Linked DNA regions of Homo sapiens: region 1 is linked to region 2. Evidence: chromatin loops called from intact Hi-C (ENCODE). Cell type or tissue: CD14-positive monocyte. All regions are shown on one strand. Each heading gives the region's core, and the rest is flanking DNA. Links, peaks and the distances in the headings are about the cores only.

The links. A loop is a pair of places that touch in the nucleus more often than their neighbours do. Peaks named below come from ENCODE experiments on the same cell type or tissue, not always from the same donor. Only the 100,000 strongest peaks of a DNase experiment are listed, where the experiment ranks them.
Region 1: it touches region 2 in a loop (1.8-fold over the local background); 3 of 110 quality-filtered maps call a loop at or near these places.

The regions. Positions count from the first base shown.
Region 1 is chr6:170,032,215-170,041,240 of GRCh38, reverse strand. It overlaps LOC105378150 (a long non-coding RNA gene), which reads right to left. Exons shown (of 3, transcript XR_943318.4): 3 at 5,845-9,026. Among named protein-coding and RNA genes, the nearest start is that of LINC01624, 240 kb to the left of the region's middle. RefSeq lists an enhancer at 3,290-4,023. In CD14-positive monocyte, for the core only: no CTCF peak of the experiment used is centred there; a DNase peak (open chromatin) is centred at 4,190.
Region 2 is chr6:170,083,024-170,092,049 of GRCh38, reverse strand. No RefSeq gene overlaps it. Among named protein-coding and RNA genes, the nearest start is that of LINC01624, 180 kb to the left of the region's middle. RefSeq lists enhancers at 1-387, 3,318-3,417. In CD14-positive monocyte, for the core only: no CTCF peak of the experiment used is centred there; DNase peaks (open chromatin) are centred at 2,329 and 3,909; H3K4me3 peaks cover 1,192 bases; H3K27ac peaks cover 1,091 bases; H3K27me3 peaks cover 2,411 bases.

The sequences.
Region 1 (9,026 bases), core at 373-8,372, 51 kb after region 2:
CTAGAAAATATTTGAAGAGATTTATTCTGAGCCAGATATGAGTGACCATGGCCTGTGACACAGCCCTCTGGAGGTCCTGAGAACATGTGCCAAGGTGGTCGGGGGACAGCTTGGATTTATACACTTTAGGGAGCCATAAGACACCAATCCAAGACATTTGAGAAGTACATTGGTGAGTGGCTTGGTCCAGAAAGGTGGACAACGCAAAGCTGGCAGGGAGGGGAGGCTTCCAGGTGTCAGGTAAATTTAAAGGTTTTCTGGTTGACAATGGGTTGAGTTTGTCCAAAGACCTGAGATGCAGCAGAAAGGAACGTCTGGGTTAAGATAACGGTGTGGAGAGCAAGGTTTTGTCATGCAGATGAAGCTTTAGCTAGGAGGCTGCAGACAGAATAGGGTGCAAAATGTTGTTGTCAAAGTCTGTGCTGCTGTTAGTGAGGGGTACAATGAGACGTGTGTGACCCCCGCTTCCCGTCATGGCCTGAACCCACCTCTCAGGTTACATTTTAAGAGCCCTGGCTGAGGAGGAAGTCCATTCAGATGACTGGAGGGCCTCAGAGTTTTGTTTTTGGTTTACACTTTTCAAACAGAGATGTCTTTCTTCCTTTTGCCTTTCTTTTCTGAACAGCTGTGACTTCTGCTTGGACGTGGATCTGTGGCAGCCACACGCCTATGGTGGGACCAGTTCTTTCTTAGAAGCACAGTGTGTGACTGTCTTCTCCTGGGATCGAGGACAACTCCACGGCCTCTTCCCTTAAACAGGGATCTGATCCTCCCAGTAAACTTTCCTTCCTGTCGCGTGCTTGGGTACTCTATAAAAATGGAAGTTTAATCAATATTTTAACTTACATATTTATTTATAGACGCCTGGTTTCTCAAGGACTTCAACCTCTAAGTTCACAGTGGTGTTCCTGAGCACCCGGGCAGTCACTCCTGGCAGATGGTCCGAAGCTCAAGGCCAGGCTTGGGACATTCCGGCGGCCACCCTTCCCCACCTGGCTCTAACAGACTCCCGATGAAACCGTCTTTCTGCAGGGGGTGGAAGGGAATGGGGATGTTTTGATTCCTGGGGAGATGATAATTTGATTTTTCAAATCTTGAATATGGACATATGTGATAGGCAGTTAGCTAAGAAGATATTTATTATTCAAAAAGGAGAATCACTTTGTAACCTCACAGTGGGCAAGCAGTGGTAGCATTGTTCCCCCAGTGATGGAGGCCCACAGCCAGTGGTGACCACTAGTACTTCGTAAGCCCCAGACACAGTGCCCCAGCAAGGACATGGTGGACCAGCAAGAACACATAGGAACAGCAAGGACACGGTGGGCCAGCACGGACTCAGAGGGACAGCAGGGACACAGAGGGACAGCAGGGACACGGTGGGACAGCAGGGACACGGTGCACCAGCAGGGACATGGTGGGACAGCAGGGACACGGTGGGACAGCAGGGACACGGAGGGACAGCGGGGACACAGTGGGACAGCAGGGACATGGTGGGACAGCAGGGACACGGTGGGACAGCAGGGACACGGTGGGACAGCAGGGACACGGAGGGACAGCAGGGACACAGTGGGACAGCAGGGACATGGTGGGACAGCAGGGACACGGTGGGCCAGCGGGGACACAGCCAGCGGGGACACGGAGGGACAGCGGGGACACAGTGGGACAGCAGGGACATGGAGGGACAGCAGGGACACGGTGGGCCAGCAGGGACATGGTGGGACAGCAGGGACATGGAGGGACAGCAGGGACATCGCGCCCAGCAGGGACTCGGCATCACCTCTGTGGCATTCTTGCCGATAGTGCCTCACTTCAGTCCAATTGGACAGACCAGATAGTTGGCAAAATAACTGATCAAGTCTTCCAACGTGTCAAGGTTCGAAAGACAAGGGAGCAGCCACGGCCACAGGCAACTGGACGCAGGGGACCACCCTGATGGACCCTGGAGCAGAAGCCGGGCCCATGTGGAAACACCATGAGGTTTATCTGAAGTCTGCGTTTCATGAATAGCACTGTGTGAGTGTCCTGGTTCTGGCAGTCGTGCTGGGGCTAAGGGGCTAACTCAGGGAAGTTGGATATGGTGTGTCAGGAAGAGCTGTTATTTTTGTGACTCTACTGTAAGACTAAAATTAGTTAAAAGTACAAAGGTAAACAGAAAATAAAGAATGTGTCTGACATCGTTCAGAAGAGTTTGCACGTCAGCTAGAAACGGAATGACTTCTTCCCAGAGCCTGGCTGGGGTGGTGACTGGAGGTGGGCTCCCTCATACCTTTCCGAGGGTCGGCCTCCTGATTCATGCACACCAGATGCACAGGCCGTGAGCCAGAGTGTTTACTTCCTGGTTCCACTTGGTGTGCACGTGGGAATAACCCCCAGGGGTTTGTAGACGTCCAGTGAACTGAGCCCCCCTCAGACCCGCTGAGTCCATCCAGATCCTCTGGGATGGGAAGAAAGCATTTGGGTTTTTGTGAAAAAGAACATTGGCTTGTGGTATCATGTTTTATAAAAGACTTCTTCACTCTTTCAGAACATTTGCTACAGGATAACTTGCCAACTTATTTTCAGGAGTGTAACGTCTATGTAAAATTTTCCCAGGTTGGAGGCCACGAGGACCAGCCCTCTGCCACGCACAGATCTGAGAGCTCGCACTGTCCACAGTCAGAGGTGAGCTTGGGCCGGGCTTTCCTGGTCATCAGGGTGGTGTCCGTGCACATCCCCCAGCACAGCTGGGAAGCAGGACCCAAGTGCTCATCATGAATCTGACCTTCGCCCCCACTGCAGCCGTCATCCCAGGGAACACAGCAGTTACTGTAGCACTCATCCTCCTAACAGGACCTCCCCCCAGCAGCCCTGAGGGCAGGGATCCTCCTTGTTTCTGTCTCACACAGAGAAGGTGCTTAACACTGACCTTTATCTTTCAGCAAGTTTCTAAGCAGAGACATGCAGAGCTTTCTGCTTTCACATTTGAACTAGTGGGGTGGAGCCAAACCCCTGGTCTCTAGAAGGACATGCAGGTGTGCCAGGTGCCCAGGACAGCAGAATGTCCATGTTGTCCTCAGGGCCCTCGGTGGGAAGCACCCATGGCCAGCGCTGAGGGCACCGTGGTTGTCCCCATCCCTCACTGGCGTCTGGTTCACACGAGGATAACTCGAGCACCCATACCCCCACACCCTCCCCTGTGACAGTGTGGGAGGGTCCAGAAGTGTCCGGAAGCTGACTCTTGGTGGACATTCGGAGCACAGAGCATCTCGCCAGCTGTTTTGTGCTACCACGAAGGTGCCAAATGCCACGTCATGCTTTCAGAATGGAGTGTTTTAATTGAGATATTTAGCTAAGATAAACAAGACTTTTTGTCATGTCTCATTTGCTGGAAAATTAGCAGATTGAAAAGGCTTGGGGGATAGGCACATGAGAAGCATTGCAAAACTGAAACTGAGCCTTAGTAAGAGCTGAGACGTGGGTGTGATTGGAGCGGCCTCTGAGAGCGTGTCTGGGTGGGGGCTGCTGGTCCTGGGCCCTGGGAAGCAGGTCCAGGTTGGGGCTGCTGGTTCTGGGCCCTGGGAGGTGTGTCTGGGCAGAGGCTGCAGGTCCTGGGCCAGGTCAGGAGCTGGGATGTCCTGCTGGGACCCTCAGGCTCTGGCAGGTAGTCATGGTGAAAATGGCTTGACCCCGAACACCTGAAAGGTGATTCACTGCTGCTCTGGCAGAGGGGAGGGATAATCCTCTACTCTTAGCAGAGGATCCTGTGGGGCTGGGTCTCTTGGTGGAGATGCCTGGGAGATTTTGAGTGTCCCAGAGCACATGGGGCCGACTGAGAAAATTTCCAAGTGTTCCCTCACCTCACACTCAAAATGCTTGCATTTCAACATCAGAGTTAAACTCTAACAAAAATTAAACAGGCACACGTTTCCCCAGGGTGTTTTGTGAACCTTCAGAAGTTCTGGAAGGGACTGATGTTTTTGCCTGTGTGTTAGAGGAGCAAGGTGTGTGATATGGTCTGGATTTGTGTCCTGCCCAAATCTCGTGTTGAATTGTCATCCCCAGTGTGGGAGGAGGGCCTGGCGGGAGGGGACTGGATCACGGGGGCAGATTTCCCCCTTGCTGTTCTCATGATAGTGAGTTCTCGCTGGTTATTTAAAGGGGTGTGGCACCTCACCCTTTGCTGCCTCTTGTGTCCCGCTCTGGCCACAGGAGTCATGACACCTTCCCCTTTGCCTTCTGCCCAATCGTGAGTTTCCTGAGGCCTCCTCGGAAGCAGAAGCCTGTACAGCCTGTGAAACTATGAGACAATTAAACCTCTTTTCCTTATTTTCCTTATAAGTCACCCTTATAAGGCAGTTCTTTATAACAATGGGAGAATGCAATGATACAGAAAATTGGTACCAGGAGCGGGGCATTGCTATAAAGATCCCTGGAATGTGGAAGCTGCTTTGGAGCTGGGTAAAGGGCCGAGGTTGGAAGAGTGTGGAGGGCTCAGAAGAAGACAGGAAGATGAGGGAAAGTTTGGAACTTCCTAGAGACATGTTAAATTATTGTGATCAGAATGCTGATAGTCATATGGAAAATGAAGTCCAGGCTGAGGAGATCTCAGATGGAGATGAGGAACTTGTTGGGAACTGGAGTAAAGGTCACTCTTGCTATGCTTTAGCAAAGAGGCTGGAGGCATTGTGTGCCTGCTCTAGGGATCTGTGGAACTTTAAACTTGAGAGAGATGATTTAGGGTGTCTGGCAGATGAAATTTCTAAACAGCAAAGTGTTCAAGATTTGGCCTGGCTGCTTCTAAAAGCCTATGCTCATTTGCATAAACAAAGAAACGATCTGAAATTGGAACTTAAATTTAAAGGGAAAGCAAAGCATAAAATTTTGGAAAATTTGCAGCCCTGCCATGTGGTAGAAAAGAAAAACCCATTTTCTGGGAAGGAATTCAAGCTGGCTTGCAGAAATTTGCATAAGTAAACAAGAGCCAAATGTTGATAGCCAAGACAATGGAGAATATGCCTCAAAGGCATTTCAGAGAACTTCAGTGCAGCTCCTCTCATCACAGACTCAGAGGCCTAGGAGGGAAGAATGATTTTGCGGGCCAGGCCCAGGACCCCACCACCCTGCGCAGACTTGGGACACTGCTCCTTGTGTCCCAGCTGCTCCAGCTCCAGCCATGGCTAAAAAGGCCCCAGATACATCTCAGGCAGCTGCTCCAGAAGGCGCAAGCTGTAAGCCTTGGCAGCTTCCACGTGGTGTTAAGCCTGTGGGTGTGCAGAGGGCAAGAGTTGAGGCTTGGGAGCTCCTGCCTAGATTTCAGAGGATGTATGGAAGCTCCTGGATGTCCAGGCAGCAGCCTGCTGTAGGGGCAGAGCCCTCGTGGAGAACCTCTCCTAGGGCAGCGTGGAGGGGAAATGTGAAGCAGGGGATGCAAAAACCCTCACTGTGCTTCCTGTGAGGGCCTGGCAGAGCTACAGTCTGAAGTCAGTGCTCTCCCATCAGGAAGGAGTGCTGGTCAGTGTTTGTGCCCAAACCATAAAAGAGAGGGGTGACATCAAGTTGGTGGAAATCAGCATGGTCTCGTTTGAAGGGGCTGTATACTGTGTAGCCCTCAGGGAAGAAAGCCTAATGGTGCTTAGTGAGGGAGGGGGATCACGAAGCAAGTCTGACCTCCCCTCTGTCATGGCTGGGAACTCAGTTTTCAAGGTTTCTCAGAGGTCCCTTTGGCCAAGGGGAGGTCATTTCAGTTGGTTGCGGGCCTTAGAATTGTATTTTTATTCCTCATAGTCATATATTATTCCATGTAAATTGACAGTGGCTATGAGGAAGCTAAGGAAAGCCGGCAAGTACTAAAAAGAATTGCAGCAGTTCTGCAAATAAATCTCAGGATGTCTCTAAGTTGCATCCATTTAACAAGATGCCTACATAACATGTCAATCACTTAGCAAGATGCCTGCACAACATGTCAATCATTTAATAAGATGCCTACATAACACGTCAGTCATTTAGCAAGATGCCTCCATAACATGTCAAGATGTCCCTCACATCCAATGGACAAAAGGGGAAATAGAATGGTAGTCATAGCCATTTTGCTTTTTGCTGACTGTGAATATGAGCTGTCACACCATCAATGTGCTGTTTGGAAAGAGTTTCAGACATGTCTCAAAGTCCCTTGCACCGTTTGGGAACAAAATATGATCTCTAGAGAAGCAGATATTTAAACATCTGAATAAAAATATTCTAAACTTTGGATCATAAAAGTCATTTGGAGACATAGTACATGCAAGTAATTTGATTTTCTAACATACACTCAGTCCTTAAATAAAATAGAAAATAGTCGTTTGCTTCAAAAGTATTGATGAGCCATGGGTTTTTCTTACATTTACTTTGAAAGTGGAGTAAAGTGCATATAACACTTGCCAAATGAGGAAATTATAGGAATATTTTTAAAGATCATATGTAAATGGACCTTGTAATACATACTTCAACCATAGATAACTTTAAATACATTATTTATTACTTAAGATGTGTTTGTTTTCACATACTAATAAAAATCAATGAACATTCATTATCCATCCCAAGAGGTTATGGCCCTGAAGAGAGCCCGGGGTGAAAAACCCAGGCAGGCGGGTTAGGGCCTGGCTTGGGACGTTCTCAGTGGCAGACGCCATGGCGAGGTGGCGTGTCACATCTCCAGTGTGGTGATCTGTGCCAGCAGCCAGGGCTCTTGACTGGACTTCTTTGTTTAAAGCTGTATCCCTGCCCAACAGGCTGAGAAACTTTGCAGCCTGGGCACAAGCCTCTGCCTGCTCCCCGACCTCACCCTCCCTACATGCTGCAGATCTCGTGGACTGAATGGCGCCCCCCAGTCCTGCGCTGAAGTCCCAGCTCCCAGTGAGACTGTATTTGGACTCAGGGCCTTCGGGTGCAACAAGAGACCTGTGTCCAGACGTCCCTTCCCTCCCCTTCTCTCCAGGAGCCCTCGGGCAGGGTTGACTACACATTTGGGAACTAGAGGGATAGGTTCTTTCCCTCAGAAGCATGCGAACTGTTTCTTCCCCAATTTCAGTTTTGATTCTTGGAGGTGATTTGGGTGTGGAGGACTCTGAGACCACAGGTGCACTAGGTAGACTAGAGGAGGAGGGGCCAGTGGGGCCCCCCAGGAGGGTCAAGCATCTGCTTGGCAAAGACCCCTGGATGGAGCAGCCAGACCCAACTTCCAGGCCTCCTCTGCTGTAGATTTGGAAAGAGTGTGTCTGTTGCGGGCTGGGTCTGGGAAAGAGTGTGTCTGATGCAGGCTGGGCCTGAAGGACAGGTCACTTTGAGTGCAAATGGCTTGAGCAAAGGGCAGGGCAGAAAAGCAGGGCCAGGTGGCAGCTGGGAGCACTTGGTTTGTCTGGGACTCAAGAGAGAAGGGTGCCATGGAGGTGGGCTCGACACTCACCCGGGTGCTGATGGGCTCCACACCCAGGAGGAAAGAACTTCCCTGTGCTGGATACTTGAGTAGGGTATGAAAGCTCTGTGCTGCAGGAAGGATCGTGGGTGAGGGTGTGCCAGGCAGACTGGCCAAAATGGATGGGGATGAGGGGTTCCCTTGAGAGTTAGGGGTAGAAATTGGGAAAAGGGGTGATTTTAGGAGACAGTTCAGAGAGAGCAATGACCTGACTTCACAGTGGTTTGCATGGGAGCATGAGAGTGAGAAGAAGCCCAAAGTTTGGTTCTGGCTGCCTGGTGGATGGTGGTGCCAGCACCGAATCAAGGTGCCCAGGGGAAGAAGTGGGATTTGGAGGAATTCAGATCAAGTGTTGAAATGTGAGTTTTAAGTGCTGATGGAACATCTGGTGGAGATATTCACAAGAAGTTGGGAAGATACAGTTACAGAGGAAGATGGTACTGGTGGCAAACGCTACGGAAGTCAACTGCTGGTGTTCCCCAGTCTGACTTGGGCATGTCTCCCTCTGCCCCGGAGGAACCCTCCCAGCAAGCTGGGTGACCTGGGGTCTGACTCCTGCAGAGGAATTGCATGTCTGGTGGACACTGCCTCTGGTGATCTGAAAGATGCCATCTGTGTTTGAGCTTGGTGCAGCCTCAGTAGCTTAAACATTTGTCCCTGAGCACCTGTGGGTTTGTGGTGTAGGTAATGCCTCCGTGCTGTGTGTTTGTAGGACATGATGACTGGCCCAATCTCTTGTACTGTGCAGAGCCACATATCTGAAGTGTGGTGCCCAGGTCGGCCATGGTAGCTCCTGCTGAATGCATGCAGCAGAGACACCCTGAACACTCACTATCTCTTTCTGTGCATTTAAAACATTTGAGGCCTAAGAGACGGAAACACCCTGTTCTTTATGGGCTGGGGCCATGAATTTGCACGGACCCGTTTACGGAGAGGGAAAGGTTGGGGTCCTGGATACCAGCTGGCGCACGGGTCCAGATGGAGTGGTAGAGATGGAGAACTGGAGGGTGCCAGGGTGACAAGGCCCTGCCTGCAGCCTGCCCTGCAGAGCACTCTGGAAGGAGGAGGCACAGGCAGCAGGAGCAGCATCTCTTTTCTTCTTTCTTCCCCTGGGCACTTGTTCTAAATTGGGAGTGAGAAGAGAGGGAGAAATAGTGTGCAGACAGCCCTGGACGTGTGCTGTACCCTCAGGCGGAGCCACCCTCAGTGCTCCCTGCTCCTGCTCTGTTGCCTCTCTCCAGCTCACCCTGTTCCTAGAAGGGAGTGTCCAAGGGAAGAAGCAAATGTCTCATGTCTCATGAGCCCCTGGATCCCCCGACTGGGCTTTTCTGGCTAGTGCCATGAGCTGCCCCAGGAGATGGGAGCCACACTGGGACTCTGGCCCTAACGTGGGGCCACCTCTGGGCTGCTGCTTCTTGCCTGCCATGCAGTGGGGACAGGCTGAGGTCCAGGGGCCTTTCCGTGCTGATGTCATGGCCACACAGGGTTCCTGCCTGGCTTTCCACCAGCAGGTATGTGACCTGCCCTCCGAGTCTCCTCCCTGAGCCCGGCTTTTTCCTGGGCTCTGTGTCCTTGTTGGACATTTGGGGTGTTGGGG
Region 2 (9,026 bases), core at 624-8,623:
GTGTGGTGTTGTCGTGAGCTGTGTGGTGCAGTTGTGAGCTATGTGGCGCTGTCGGGAGCTGTGTGGCGCTGTTGTGAACTGTGTGGTGTTGTGAGCTTGTGTGGTGCTGTTGTGAGCTGCGTGGTGCTGTCGTGAGTTTGTGTGGTGTTGTGACTGCCCAGGGTGACGCAGCGTTGACCGATGATGAGGCACCTGATACAGATAAGTCCTAACATATTCCCTGGTGCAATTTACCAGAAAGGCTGAAAGGCTGGGCCGCACTGCAGGGTCCCTCACCAAGGGAAAATCTCCCCAGGGCATGGATGGGGTTTCCGGCTGTGTCACGTGGCTCCTGCCACCACTCAGTGAAGCCCTAAGGGTCCTCTGGCTTTAGAGTTTGATAATTTGCTCCGATTGCCTCTAACAGAGGGCCTGTCTCCATCCACCCCATCACCACAGGTGGGTCAGTCGCTCCAGGTGGGACAGACATCGGCTGCACAAGGACCACGGCAAATCTGCCCCCAGGACGCTTCCAAAGAGGGCAGTGGGGTCACTCAGTGCCCGTGAACGCTCAGGGTCACTCAACGTCTGTGAACGCTCAGGCACCATGCTGAGTAGCCACCAGGTCAGCAGCCCCGGGTGCGGCCCCCAGACAGGAAGGGTGGGCTCCTGCTTTAGCCTGGCATTGTCTTTGCTTCTGTTCTTCCTTCTGGTGACTTCCACCTTGGAACCTGGGAGCTGGAACGGTGCACACCCCAGTGTTGTCAGAAACATCCTCCAAAGCCTCCATACACTGCTCCCCTTGGAAGGACAGGAAGAGGCTCTATCTCCGACTCCCTGAGGGATCTCACCCCTGCTGGGCAGGTAAGTGGCAGACCTGGGACAGAAGACTGTGAAAAGTGGCAGAGGCCAGGAGCAGGGCAGGGAGCAGGGCAGGGGGCAGGGCAGGGGGCAGGGAGCAAGGCCGGGAGCAGGGCAGGGGGCAGACCAGGGGGCAAGGCCGGGAGCAGGGCCGGGAGCAGGGCCGGTGTCCGGCATTAAGTGGCAAACATGCTCACGGGAAGTGTAGCTCTGGGCACAGGACTCACAGCCAGTAAATGAGCCAAATCCCTCATTTACACCATTCACAAAACTGGATCCCACTGAGGTTAAAGCTCTAAGCAGAGAAACAAGAATTCCAACGTGACGGGAGAAAGAAGAGTGTCCGTATGGTCCTGCGGGCAGAGAGCATCTTCTTGCATATAACAGAAAAACTGGCACAAAAGAAAAGAACCATGAGTACGACAGCATCAATATGATGGGCGTGTAGAGAAGCCTCGAGACACGAGTAGCAGAGTGAGACCGACTGTTCGTAGGAAGGGGCTGGCACAGTGGGTGAATCCAATAGCACTTCACAGGTGCGAGAAGACAATTCCTCCGCTGTGGGGAGAACACACAGCTGTGAAGAAAATGGCCAAAGAAATATGAGCAAAACTTACAAAAGCAGAAATGCAAATTACCAAGAAGCATTTAAAAGCTGCACAATCTCACAACAGATCAGGGAACTGCAATGGAAAACAGTCTGATTTTTTTCCCATTAGATTAGAAGAAATGAAAACGTTTAATGTCAAACATTAGAGGAAATTGGTGCATAAATGGTTTTTTAAAAAGTCAGAATTCGTCATCTCAAAATAAATTCATCAAATTGATTACATTAAAATTGCACTGACTCTGTGATGCATCAGTTTCTTTTCTCAGCATTTACCCTAGGGAAGAATGGACGATGAGCAGGGGATGATGAGCAGGGAAGCAGCTGAAACATTGGCAAGGCAGAGACCACGGCAGAGGCCACGTCAGAGACCACAGTGGAGGCCATGTCAGAGACCATGGCAGACGTCATGACAGAGGTCATGCCAGAGATCCCCTGGGAGCAGAGGGAGTGCCCACCCGCAGGACGTGGGGGAGCAAGGCTGCAGCTGTGGGGAGCACTTGGGCACATCACAGCGTGGGCATGGCAGACGAAGACATGCAGGCCACACGCAGGAAGGCACAAACGCACCGGTCACAGTGTCAGGGGAGCACTGGGTGGTGTCACAAGGGATGTGAGCTTTTGTCTGTTGTGTGTCTGTATGTGTGTTTTAACAGTAAGATTGGGTTCGGGCAAAATCTAAGGGAATAAAAAGCAGGGGAGTGGCTGTGTGTGAATCTGGAGCACAGGTGGCCATGCAGTGACATTAAAATTAGGTCAAAGGAAAGACTAGAGCCAGGGGCGAAGGCGGGAGCGTGGTAGGAAGTGGGGACGGCCTGGCCAAGGCCCCGCCAGACCACAAAGCTCAGGCCCAGACCGCAGAAGGCCGATAAGAGCGTTCCGGAAATCAGCTCTGTCTCGGAAAGAGCCAGGCCCATGGGCTCCTGGCCGTGGGCAACCAAGGCTGAGTCAAAGCCACGTTCTCAAGAGAATCCAGTGCAATTATGCAGAGACTCATTTAAAATGACAAGTACTTTTTAAAAGTCACTCTCTGAAAATGACATTCAAACCAATTATCATTAAGGGAAGATGTAAGTTAGCTTTGTTTAAAAAAAAAAGAAGGTGGAGAAGAATAAAAATCTGTTTTTAGATACTTTGTATGTTGCAGTTTAGAAATACTCCTGCTGAATAAAACCTACAGGAAATGGAAGCAGAGGCGTGTGCAGCCAGCTCAGGAGGGAGGAGGTGAGCTTTGCTTTGCCTGAGTGCTGGTGAGATTTTGCCACCGATGCCGTGATGCATGGAGACCCTGGCTCAGTGAGTCCCCAGGGGAAGCCAGCAGCAGGAGGAAGCCTCAGATCGCAGTTTTTTTTTTTTTTTTTTTTTTTTTTTTTTTTTTTTTTTGGTGATAGAGTCTCGCTCTGTCCCCCCAGGCTGGAGTGCAGTGGCTCCATCTCGGCTCATTGCAACTTCCAACTCCCAGGTTCAAGCAATTCTCCTGCCTCAGCCTCCTGAGTAGCTGGGACTATAGCACCAACCACCACGCCTGGCTAACTTTTTTTAGAGACAGGGTTTCACCATGTTGCCCAGGCTGGTCTCTAACTTTGAGCTCAAGCAATCCGCCCGCCTCGGCCTCCCAAAGTGCTAGGATTACAGGCGTGAGCCACCGCACCCAGCCCAGCTGGTGTCTCATCAGACGTGCAGAGCTGCCTGCACCAAGTGGGACCTTTGCCCCTCCCCGGGGAGCCTACACTGCCGCCCGGCGGGGACAGTCCAGGGCCAGATGCCTGTGAAAGAGGGCGAGGCACGGCCCCAAAGCCTTGGCTGTCAGGATTCCAGGCCCAAGAGGAAGCGGCCGCCCATGTGCCGGGTGAGGTGATGTCTCGTGGCTGCTCAACAGGAGGCCCCGGCACGGATGGTCCTCGCCCTCACACGTGGGCTCAGTTACGTACACACATGTGCCTCATCACACACTGAGCAAACTCCACCGCGGTCAGCCTGCACGGGGACCAGCCCCCGAAGGCCCCTCACAAACACTTATGCCAGAGGCTAGGGGGGTACAGCAGGGTTACCTGCAGGCCCAGAAACCTCTCGGTGTGGCTCGTGTTAGGCCCCGTGGCTTCTTGCACTGAGGCCACGCTCCTGGCTGGGGCCTTGGGGTGAGTGTAGCGTAAATGGCCACCTGCAGGAGGAACCTGTTGGCTCCGTGGCCCAAGACTCTGTTCTTCCGAAAACTCACAGGCTGATTGTTGAGTGGTTGGTCCGTGCACCATCTGGGAGCTGGGGCTGCGGTGGGGGCCCGCGCACCTCTGGCCGTCCTCCTGCGCTCCAGCAGCCCCTTCCCGTCTCCTGTCCCTCTCCCCGCTCACTCCCAGCCCCACAGTCACACCCAGGCTCCCTTCCCAGCTCTGCTCCCACCAGCGGCACCTCACAGCCACGTCAGCTCTTTCTCCTTCGTGCCGAGCCTGTTGTCTACAGACTTCCTCAGGCTGTGGCCGCGGGGTTTCGCGGGCCGACGCTCACCACATCCTGTCCTTTGCCTGTTTTCTCCCTCCCAAGGGCAAGCGCCGCTGCCCCGGCCCCGAGCTCAGCCACAACCTGTGCTGCCGCCCACCCCACGGCCTCCCGTTCCCGCCACACCACGCTCCTCCCACCGCAGGGTCTCCCGGTCCCCACCCACACCACGCTCCTCCCACCCCACGGCCTCCGGGTCCCCCCCACACCACGCTCCTCCCACCCCACGGCCTCCGGGTCCCCCCCACACCACGCTCCTCCCACCCCACGGCCTCCCGGTCCCCCCCCACACCATGCTCCTCCCACCGCGGGGCCTCCGGGTCCCCCCACACCACGCTCCTCCCCCCACACCACGCTCCTCCCACCCCACGGCCTCCGGGTCCCCCCCACACCACGCTCCTCCCACCGCAGGGCCTCCGGGTCCCCCCCACACCACGCTCCTCCCACCCCACGGCCTCCCGGTCCCCCCCCACACCACGCTCCTCCCACTGCAGGGTCTCCGGGTCCCCCCACACCACGCTCCTCCCACCGCAGGGTCTCCGGGTCCCCCCACACCACGCTCCTCCCACCCCACGGCCTCCGGGTACCCCCACACCACGCTCCTCCCACCCCACGGCCTCCGGGTCCCCCCACACCACGCTCCTCCCACCCCACGGCCTCCGGGTCCCCCCACACCACGCTCCTCCCACCCCACGGCCTCCCGGTCCCCCCCCACACCACGCTCCTCCCACCGCGGGGCCTCCGGGTCCCCCCACACCATGCTTTTCCTTGGCAGCCTCAGCCTCATTCCTTTCCTCTAAACCTCCACACTCGGCCTCCCCTGCTGAGGCTCCCGGACGTTTCATGACCTTTTAACAGTGCGATGCTCCCTTCCGTTCCACGGGCCGGCCTTGTCCACGCCCTTCCCCGAGCTTGGCCGGTGCTGTTCCCCAGCCTGGGGCCGCCCTGCACCCTTGGCCACGTGTAGCTCCCTCCAAGGGTCCAACTACACGGTCCTGGCTCTTTCTCGAAGCCTCCCCTGCCCCTTCCTTCCCACGCAGGTCCCTTTCCTCTACACAGTTGGACGTGTTGTCCCGTGCCCTCCTTTCCCCGCATTTCCTCGTCTTTCCTCGTGGACAGTGAGCTTCGTGCGGAGGGGAGTGCGGGCCCTGCGGGTCCTGGTGCTGCTGAGCGCAGCACTCGTTCTGCGGTGGACACTCCAGGCGGCTTTCCCAGAGGAGGGGGCATGGCGGGAGCGGGCCTATGGGTTGGGCGTGGATCATAAAGCTCCCTTCTGCCCAGAAGCTTCAACTCTAGACGGGCGTTGGAGTTTGTTCCATTTGTACCAGCGACGTGGCGTTCCCTGCCTCTCCTGCTACGGGGTGGCTGCCTCCCCACGGCTTGCCCTATCCCTCCTGCCGCCCCTTCTGCCTTCCCCGCCTGCTCCCCGCTCGGTCCTCCCTGGCTTCTTGCTGCCCACGCCAACCATCACCTCTGGTCGCCCTCCATGGGCTGGACAGAGACTGGACGTGGTGTTTTTCTGTGTGAAATGTACCCTTTAAGATGTTCTATAAATATAAATAATTATCATGAAGACAGTTGGAATCATTTAATTGAAAAATAAAAATGATATTAATGATATTGTTCTAACCACCAACAATTTTTTTTAAACTTATGTAAGTAGAATTCTATTTTCAGAAAATGGAAAGATTAATTTGTGGCTCCGTTACCACAATAGTCTCTTGAAGTCTTGGGCCTGAGAAGGAAAAGTAGGTCATTCAAAATCTAGCACAATGATCTTGCAAGAGGCTAGGAATGGAAAAATTCAAGAAACATTTTAATCCAAACATCTTTTATTCTCGAATCAAAACAATGATTTCATGGAAGAGGCAGGAGAGGTATTGAGTCCTTGTTTGGTTCTTTTTTTCCACACATATTTATCGAATGGGCTCTGGGCCAGGCAATGTGTGTTACACAGTCTGGGCTCTTGACAGAACAGAGGGGACAAGACAATAAATATTGTGTGAAAAGGAGAACATGAGAAAAAACGGTGGGAGCAAAGAGAATGGAAACATGGACCTGGGGAGCCACAGAAAGCCCTCAGGGCCAGGGCTCCCCCATATCCTGACAGGTGCGGGGCCGGCATGGATGCCGCGGTGGGGAGGACGGTGCAGTGGGTGGGACTGAGGCCCAGAGCGCAGCCTCACGGCTGAGAAGAGGCCTGGAAGGAGGAGCTGGAGACACCCCACTTTCCGAGAATTTCCCTCTGAGCGTCCTGTGTTCCCTCTACGTGGAGATAATGCTGCCGTGTTTGCATGCAGGAGTCGCCTTCAGCAGTAAAGCACCTCCCTGTGTCTATGGAAGTGTCTTCCACGCTCACCTGATAGAGTTCGGAAGCAGAACACACAGCCCGTGCAGCCGTCCGCAAAGCCGCTTCTGTCTCAGCACCAGCTCATCAGGGCAGCCCAGCACTCGGGCAGCTCCGCCTTGGGGAGAGTCCACACAAATGTGCTTCACTTTTAAATACTCAACAGAGGAAGAGATCAGGACACTTCTGGAAGATTGGCTGGGTTGCGGCAGATGGTTTTGGTAAATGCCAGACCTTTAACTCAGTGAAACGGCAAAGTCGGGAAGAAGAACCCACTGGCAGTGTTTGGAGTCACCCTCAGCCATGGACATGAACTCAGGGACGGATGGTGCTGGCACCTTCATGAGCAGAGCTGGTCCCAAACAGCAGGAGAAATCGTTGGAAGGGTGACTTCCCCAGAGCTCCCGGGAATACTGGAATTCAGGCCTCTCACCCCAGCATTGCGTAAGGTGTATAATTAACTGAATATACACAACACACACAGACGCTTAAATCTGGGGACTTTCCTTTAACACTGAAGATATCTGGTTACTCACTGCAGATATCCTCGCACCATCCCAGAGGTGACCAATGCCCTATTTTCCTTCTGGGGTGACATGAGTTCTTGGGGGCACTTCCCTCTGGGCTCAGGTATTCTTATTTCTAAGGCTCCACTTTCTGCTCCCATCTTCAGACGCACCCAGGGAAACTCTCTGGGCTTTGTCGTAAATGAATGGCCTCTCTCCTTTATGACCCTGGTCTCACCCTCCTGCCTTCCAGGTGGCCATGGGATGCCCGTCCTCTTTCTCACCCAGACTCTCTCTCAGGCCCCGGTGTGAGCTGCATCTTCTGAGGCCGCCGTCTCCCTGCTCCTGTGTGATTTGCTGCTTCTCCTGTTGTCTGGGAGTCTCACTCTGTCACCCAGGCTGGAGTGCAGTGGCGTGATCTTGGCTCACTGCAGCCTCTGCCTCCTGGGTTCAAGTAATTCTCCTGCCTCAGCCTCCTGAGTAGCTGGGATTACAGGCACCCCACCATGCCCGGCTAATTTTTTTATTTTTAGTAGAGATGGGGTTTCACTGTGTTGGCCAGGCTGGTCTCAAACTCCTGACCTCAAGTGATCCGCTCGCCTTGGCCTCCCAAAGTGCTGGGATTGCAGGCGTGAGCCACCGTCCCTGGCCTCCCAAAGTTCTGGGATTGCAGGCGTGAGCCACCGTCCCTGGCCTCCCAAAGTGCTGGGATTGGAGGAGTGAGCCACTGCGCCCGGCCTCCCAAAGTGCTGGGATCACAGGCGTGAGCCACCGTGCCCGGCCACATTCAGCCTTTTTTTCAGTGATTCTCCCAAGGACTATGTTGCCCACATCAGTTCTCCACCAACCTCTGTTAGATCACTCAATCCTGTATTAAAATGGCGTGAATTACTGATGTCCCTTGCAGGTTGAGAGGCAGACACGCTTGGTGGTGCTGGGGGCGCCCATATGCGGAGTCAGACGTCCAGGATCTGAGTCCCGGCTCTTCCGTTCGTCAGCCAGAGGCCTCTGAGGGGTCTGCTTTGCCTTCGTGTGCCTTGGTCTCCCCATCTGTGAAACGGGGAGATGCTAGGACCCATCTCATAGGGTTTTCGAGGGGCTGAGTGAGTTAACACACAGAAGCATCAGACAGTTCCAGCCCACAGTTGGTGCTGGTCTCAACACTCTGACGGTCCAGAGCAGGGGTAGGCCAAGCTCCACCTGAAGTTGTGTTTTCAATCCACTAATTAATGCATAAAAATATGGCCCCTGCTTTTAGGTGCAGACACAGCTGTGGGTGCCAGTGACATGGTCACGAGGGCGGCTTGTCATTAGTGCGAGGGGACACTGGTGTCCGAGGAGGGCGGGCTGTGCCGGTCTGAGGGTGTCGGCCTGCGATGGAGGACACTCCTCTCTGATTATTTCAATGCATAGGCCTTAAGAGCCCCTTCCTGCTGGAACCCTCAAATCCCGGAACTCCTCTTTGCCTCTCGGAACAGCCTCAGCACCACCCGTGAGGCTGCACGTTTTACTCCTGAGCTGACCCTGAGAATGCTGCTGCCCCCCGTCGAGCCATGCGAGTCTCATCCTGTTTAAACTTCATTCTCCGAGAGGAAAATCTCTCCTGTGAGCCAGCGTTGAAGCCAGATGGTGCCAGCTACCCACACAGCAGGATGACGCGTCAGGACAGCCTCCCTTGTGGAGGCCGTTGGTCCCTGACAACGGCCACTTCCCAGAAACTCAGAATTAGAAACTTGTAAAATAAATGCTCCAAGTCAAATGTGTCACCCAAAATAGTTCCCATCAGATGCCTGTAACACGCATGGCCCTCGTTGCGTAGTATCAGTGTTAAATTGCCAACTGTCTCCCGGTGAGCTGCTCACGTCGGGGCTCCGTGCATTTGAAGCAGGTCTGTAGGTGTCCACCGGGCGTCTGCGCCACCTGGGTGTGGCTAATGTGCTGTTTGCAAATGGCCCAAAGGCTTCGAATATTCCACAGGTTATGTACACACTTTGTGAGAACACTCGTATAAAAATTGACAGCAAAGATGGAATTTAAATATAAATCAAACAGACCTACTAGTCTAATTACCAAAAAGGAGGGAGAGAGAGTTTCAGTGAGGATCCCAGGGGGAGTGAACCACGTGAGTCCCGCCTCTCAGGACGAGGAGGCCACGGTTTGGGACCATCTCTCTGGGCAGTGGTGCGGAGGGAGTGGGGGGGGTCCAGGCTGGTGGCCCGAGTCTCTCCCCTCT